2 separate regions of the Homo sapiens genome follow, and region 1 is linked to region 2. Evidence: chromatin contacts called from ENCODE Hi-C or POLR2A ChIA-PET data. All regions are on one chromosome and are shown on one strand. Each heading gives the region's core, a stretch centred on a gene start or an enhancer-like site at or near the end of the contact. The rest is flanking DNA. Distances are from core to core; before and after follow the strand shown. Region 1 overlaps ATP6V0E1 (ATPase H+ transporting V0 subunit e1). Region 2 overlaps ATP6V0E1 (ATPase H+ transporting V0 subunit e1).

The links. A loop is a pair of places that touch in the nucleus more often than their neighbours do. ChIA-PET counts read pairs that join two places held with the same protein, here RNA polymerase II (POLR2A). Pooled maps may share reads with other maps.
Region 1: a loop to region 2 is called in a map with no recorded cell type, with 5 times the contacts of the local background. The contact joins two enhancer-like sites. A Hi-C loop is called at or near these places in 2 of 168 maps with a recorded cell type or tissue (breast epithelium and right lobe of liver), 11 of 37 single-sample maps with no recorded cell type and 9 of 50 pooled maps. POLR2A ChIA-PET finds 5 or more read pairs at or near these places in 21 of 52 experiments (AG04450, CD8-positive, alpha-beta memory T cell, GM10248 and 17 more).

The regions. Positions count from the first base shown.
Region 1 is chr5:173,000,200-173,003,534 of GRCh38, reverse strand. All of the region lies in intron 2 of ATP6V0E1 (ATPase H+ transporting V0 subunit e1), which reads right to left. Among named protein-coding and RNA genes, the nearest start is that of ATP6V0E1, 18 kb to the right of the region's middle. Within about 2 kb of position 1,939, at least 4 of the 41 ENCODE cell types and tissues checked have a DNase peak (open chromatin) inside an H3K27ac peak, as active enhancers do; they include GM12878, where a contact is called at or near this core.
Region 2 is chr5:173,034,135-173,037,325 of GRCh38, reverse strand. ATP6V0E1 (ATPase H+ transporting V0 subunit e1) reads right to left here. Exons shown (of 4, transcript NM_003945.4): 4 at 1,881-2,927. Among named protein-coding and RNA genes, the nearest start is that of SNORA74B, 15 kb to the right of the region's middle. RefSeq lists a silencer at 250-319. Within about 2 kb of position 1,830, at least 11 of the 41 ENCODE cell types and tissues checked have a DNase peak (open chromatin) inside an H3K27ac peak, as active enhancers do; they include GM12878, where a contact is called at or near this core.

The DNA of each region.
Region 1 (3,335 bases), core at 690-3,189, 34 kb after region 2:
CCAAACAGTCTGTTCTCCACAGAGCAGCCAGAGTGATCATCCCATTCACACCACTCCTTCATTAAAAATCTTAAAGCATCTCCTATTCACTTAACATGAAACCCAAACTCCTTATTTAGTGTCAGCAGACACTGGATCTGGGCACTAGATGTGTAGCAATGAATTAACAAATCAGACAACCTCCATGTCCTCTTTAATGAGGAGAAGCAGATAGTAAACAAATCAAGAGCCAGAGAGGCCCAATCACTCCCCTCACAGCCCCTTCATTCACTTCCCAGTTTCCCCCATCCACTTGTTGCCACAAATACCTATTCAGTTATGACCTCGGAAGATTCCCCCTCACTTATCCTTCAGCCCCCTGCTGCTGTCAATCACACAAGGACCTGCACAGCATAAAATCCCACCTGGCCTGGGCCTTACATAAACTCTGAACCTACCACTCCCCACCTCACTATTAAGCCCAACATTACCCTGCCAGAACATTCCAAGCTACTTAAAAAAAAGAAAGAAAAAAGGGACAGGGCCTTGCTGTGTTGCCCAGGCTGGTCTCAAAACTCCTGAGCCCAAGCGATCCTTCTGCTTTAGCCTCCCAAGTAGCTGGGACTACAGGTGGGATACCCCTGTCCCCGGCTATCCCAAGCTCTTTACCCCTCAGTGCCTTTACATTTGCAGAAAGCCCTCCCTCCAATTTCCCTATGGCTGATTCCTCCTCAGACACAGGGTTTCACCATGTTGCCCAGGCTGGTCTCATACTCCTGGCCTCAAGCAATTCTCCTGCCTCAGCTTCCCAAAGTGCTGAGATTACAGGCATGAGCCACCAGACTTGGCTTCTATTTTGGATATAGTCTAGCTAATTAGTGAATAAGAAATTACAGAAACAGAATATCATAAATGATGGCCAATAATACAAAGAAAAATCAGACATTATGTACCCCTCTTGGAAGTACTCAACACCACTTATGAAGGAGACTGGTCAAAAAATTGAAGCTAAATCTGATCAGCCTCTAGATATGGCTACCAATTCATAGAAAATACAGAAGAACGTGTTACCACCATGAGTATGCAATTAACAAAGACCAGACTGCAACATTAAAGGGCAAACAACCCAGTTTTTCTATTAAAATTTCCAAGAAAAAAGAGAAAGATATGGAGAAGAAGCCTATAAAGAGAAATTTGAGAGACATTCACCAATTGCTACGTGTGGTCTTTATGTGGACCTTGATTCCAGCAAGCTGTAAAATAATGAGACAATTACGGAAATTTAAATATGATAGGATATTTGATGATATAAAGGAATTAAGTTTTTTGTGCATAATGGTATTGTGGTTGTACTTTTAAAATTTAGAGACACATATTGAAATGTTTACAGATGAACTGATATGTCTGGGATTTGTTTCAGAATAATCTGGGGTGGAGAGGAAAAGTGTGGGGATAAAACACGATTGGCCATGAGTTGATCATTTTTGAAGGTGGGTGGTAAGCAAATGAAGGTTCATTATCCTAACCTTTCTACTTTTATAGAGAGAAAATAGTATGTTTAAAAAGCTGAAAACCTTTGGGAGGCCAAGGCAGGTGGATCACCTGAGGGCAGGAGTTCGAGACTAGCCTGACCAACATGGAGAAACCTCATCCCTACTAAAAACACAAAATAAGCCAGGCGTGGTGGCACATGCCTGTAATCCCAGTTACTCGGGAGGCTGAGGCAAGAGAATCACTTGAAACTGGGTGGCAGAGGTTGCAGTGAGCTGAGATCCAGCCATTGCACTCTAGCCTGGACAACAAGAGTGAAACTCCGTCTCGGGGGAAAAGAAAAAAAAAAAAAGCTCAAAACCAGAAAGTTTAAAAAGGAAATACATGTTAAAGTAAATAGCAGCCCTGAAACCAATCAGCCAAAGTGCTGCGATTACAGGCGTGAGCCACCACGTGTGGTTACTTGGTTGGAAACCAAAGCGGTGCACCCAGGCCCCTGGGAAGTGATTATGTCCTGTGCTCAAACTAGCTCTAGAGCCAGGACCCAGAAAGGCCAGTGAGGGAGGTGAGGCTCAGCTCTGGATTTGCAAATTCCGAGACATGTGAGGTGGAGTTTCTGTGGGCTGTGCAGGTCCCTGTGTGATGGACAGCAACGGGGGCTAAAGAATGAGTAAAGGGGAATCTTCTGAGGTCATAACTGAGTAGGTATTTGTGGAAATGAGTGGATGGGGGAACCTGTTTGGGAAGTGAATGAAGGGCAATGAGGGGAGTGATCGGGCCTCTCTGGCTCTTGATTTGTTTTATCTGCTTCTCCTTATTAAAGAGGACAGGGGGTTGTCTACTTTGTTTATTCACTGCTACACTGTGCCATTACGCCCGGCTAATTCTGTATTTTTAGTAGTGTCCAGATCCAGTGCCTACTAATGCTAAATAAATATATGTTGAATGAATGAATTCTAATAAGGCTAAGTAAAATATTCACTATACCAGCCCTGTAAGGAAACTGTGCTTACAAATAACACAGTCCTTTGAATTAAAATAACTTATTTTAAAGATCACTGATTGGCCAGGGGCGGTGGCTCACACCTGTAATCCCAGCACTTTGGGAGGCCAAGGTGGGTGGATCACTTGAGGTCAGGAGTTCGAGACCAGCCTGGCCAACAAGGTGACACCCTGTCTTTACTAACAATACAAAAAATAGCCAGGCATGGTGGCGCACATCTGTAGTCCCACCTACTCAGGAGGCTGAGGTAGGAGAATCACTTGAACCTGGGAGGTGGAGGTTGCAGTGAGCTGAGATCTCGCCACTGCACTCCAGCCTGGTCGACAGAGTGAGACTCTATCTCAAAAAAAAAAAAAAAAATCACTGATAATATTACTTTGATTTTTATTGTGCTTTACTCTAAGTTTTCACACACAGCATCTTACTTAAAACTCACAAAACCACCCTACAACATAATCGTGCCAAGTATCCTTTTGCCTAAAAGAACCTAGGTCTCGTGATTCTTAGATAGTATTTATTTTCCTATATCATGATGCCAGTAAGATTTACAGTTAGTCAGGTGCTAAGACACAGCATGTTTTCCAAGAAACAACTGTGTCTTCACAATACATTACATTTCTAATTTCATGTGAGCTTGGTGACTCTGAGTAAACAACAATATAATTCAACATTAAAAATTAACCTAAGACCAGAAATATAGTATAGTAACTTAACAAGATTGTATGTTTAAGAGACAAAAGTGATCTTGTGCCTTAAAGAGGGAACCAGATATAACATTCAGATTTTCCTCTGCTGAACTATTAACAGAAACTGGATTCTACTGGCAGAGAACCTAATTTATACAGAGCTCAAACAAGTTGAG
Region 2 (3,191 bases), core at 581-3,080:
GGTATAAGAGTTGGTAGAACCTGGAAGGGCAGGAAGGGTGTGGTCCAGCCACTTAGGCTCTGGCTCTGAACTCAGGCCTGGGGGCCTAATAAGGGTGCCTTTTATTTTTCTGTAAACCTCTACCTCCAAGTACAAATGACTAATCAAAAGTGTAACCATAGGCCAGGCACAGTGGCTCACGCCTGTAATCCCAGCACTTTGGGAGGTCGAGGGTGGGCGGATCACCTGAGGTCAGGAGTTCAAGACCACCCTGACCAACATGGTGAAACCCCGTCTCTACCAAAAATACAAAAAATTAGCCAGGCGTGGAGGCAGCCTACTGTAATCCCAGCTACTTGGGAGGCTGAGGCAGAACTGCTTGAACCTGGGAGGTGGAGGCTGCAGTGAGCTGAGATCGTGCCATTGCACTCCAGCCTGGGCAACAAGAGCGAAACTCTGTCTCAAACAAAACAAAACACAAAGAACCCAAAGTGTAACCCTACGTAGAAAAAAAAAATCACTTGGCTGTCCCTCTGGGTCCTATCTGAATAGAAAAGTACTGTCAGTGTACCCTGGGGATTTGGTCATTTATTTGGAAAATACTCTTGATGTATTATTATAATTCACAAATCACCTTCCCCGCCAAAATCTCATTTGGTAACAACTTCGTATAGTAGAAAAGGTATGCATTATCCCTATTTTACAGATGAAAACACTGAGAGTCAGAAATTAAATGATTTGCCCCGTTACACAGCTAGCGAGTGATGGGAGTAAGATGGCAAACCTAGGACCTCTGCTAATCTAGTGATTGTCCCAGGAGGCCACATGACGTTCGCCTGGAAGGGCTCTGGAGCGCAGGAACATTTTCGGTATCCTCTGAACGGGCTAAATGGAGGTCCTTCCAGTCTGGGCCCTGACAAACACTGGATGGAGTGTGGCAACGGTCAGGAAAATATGATTCACCAACATCCATCTCCGATGCCTAATCATGTTGTTAACAAACAGTTCTGCTATTAAGGGTGAGGTGACGAGAGAACATGTGCCTGGGTTTAGGTATTAATGGCACTGAACCTTCTCAAGAATTTAATAAATGAAACAACTAGGGCTCAAGGGTGAAGTGACTTCCTGAGCAAAGGGAATTTACCGAGTTTCCTCTCATAAAACCTGAGCTGATTTCGTCATTCCCACATTTCAACAATAGTATGATGGCAGGGCGCGGTGGCTCACACCTGTAATCCCAGCACTTTCGGAGACCAAGGTGGGCGGATCACGAGGTCAGGAGACCAGCCTGACCAACATGGTGAAACCCTGTCTCTACTAAAAATACAAAAATTAGTCGGGCGCGGTGGCAGGTGCCTGTAATCTCAGCTACTCAGGAGGCTGAGGCAGGAGAATTGCTTGAACCCGGGAGGCAGAGGTTGCAGTGAGCTGAGATCGCACCACTGCACTCCAGCCTGGGCGACAGAGTGAGACTCTGTCTCAAGAAAAAAAGAAAGAAAACATGGATCTTACTCCCCTGTCTAGCTCTGACCAACTGCATTAAGCTGGGCGAGAAATTCTCCCTGTCTGGGCTCAGCTTCCTTATCCATAAAATGATGGGGTTAGCCTATATCACCATAGCCCCCTTCAACTTCAAATCATCAATGTTTCATGTATTCCATGAAATTAGCTAATGTGGCCCTCCTGCTGGAAACGTAAAGCATGGAGTTGCCTAACAGACTGCGCAAAACAAAAGTAAAGAATGAAAAGAAACGAGAGCAGGAGAGTCACTTCAACTTGAAACTCACTTTGGTCATAAGAATAGCAAAGTAATGAGTTCAGACAGTTTGGGAGGAATAGAAAGTAGAAACTGCAAAACAGGAAATCCATTCTTGGCTGGCTGTCAAAAAGCCATGAGCTGGTGAAAATTTAGGTTCATTTTAATTTTTAATTTCTTAAAAGTAATAAAGCTCTCAAATTAGTGTATCGAGATGCCTGCTACTGAAATACAAAATTACTGTCTCCTGCCCCTGGCTTTTTAATCACTCTTGACTTCTTTAGTCCTATGTCTGAGGCTGTGATGGTTCCATCTCAGGAGCATTTGCTGCCTTGTTCTGCAGCTGGCAGGTAACCTTGAACTGCTCACCATGGTACCATCTTTAAGGACAATGCTCCAACACAACCTTATATTACAGTTCTATGTATACTAACCTTATCTCTCCAAATAGCTTGTGAACTTGCAGGGACTCCAAATTTACACATCTTTGATCCCTCCAGTGCCTTGGCTGCAGTAGGCACTCAAATAGTTACTGAACGATTAAGAAACGCACTTACCAGTCTTTTCAGGCATCTCAAGCTACATGGCAGGGTTTATATACTCAACCTAAGTTTAGACTACAAAATCATTTTTTAAAAAGGCATTATGTAGCGATAGAAAAGCTTATAAAAATGAACTTTACAAACACCGAGCCCAGATTTCCATAGAAAGGAGGAAAATATTTATTCCAAAAGATGGCAGAAAGAAGAAATTCATCCTGAAAGTATAGTTTGGTGCGATTCTGTTGAGATGGCTCTTCCCTCTGAACGTGCTCTCCTACTGACCACCCCACTGGAGTCTTGTTTGTCTTGCAGCAGTTTCTAAACACTTCACTGATTCCCACGTGAGAAGGCAGGAGCCATCTTCAAATCCACAGATTCCAAGGAGAGAGTAACGTATCTCTCAGAAGAACAGCATCTTCTATCTCAGAAGAGTACATAATCGTTTTGTGGAGTCGGCACAGTTCAGGTTATGGAGGCACGTAATTCACCAAAGTGCAAAAAAGGCAAAGGAAAACACGCTGCATTGTAGAATAAGGCATTCAAATGTGCTGTTAACGTTTAAGGCAGCTAATGGCCAAAACAGGCAAGTCAAGAAAAGTGGTCTGGTTTGGAGGTGATTTTGCATCTAGAAGGCATTCTCTTCTCGTGACCTGCAAAACAAAACCATTCTGGTAACTGGTCCTCATACATTCCTCAGGAAGGCAAAAAGTTAACATCGAGAAAGTTAACCAAGCCAACACTTTAAAATGCACAGATGCTCAACAAAATATGAAACACAGGATAATCAACTTGGTGCAAGTTTGGCCAGGTTTTGCAGGGCTGTGGCAAAAGGTCCAGTAACCAAGGACACTGCTGAAATGAGGAGCACAAGTAACACTCTATGTTACAGAAAGCAGGAAGAATGAAGCTGACTG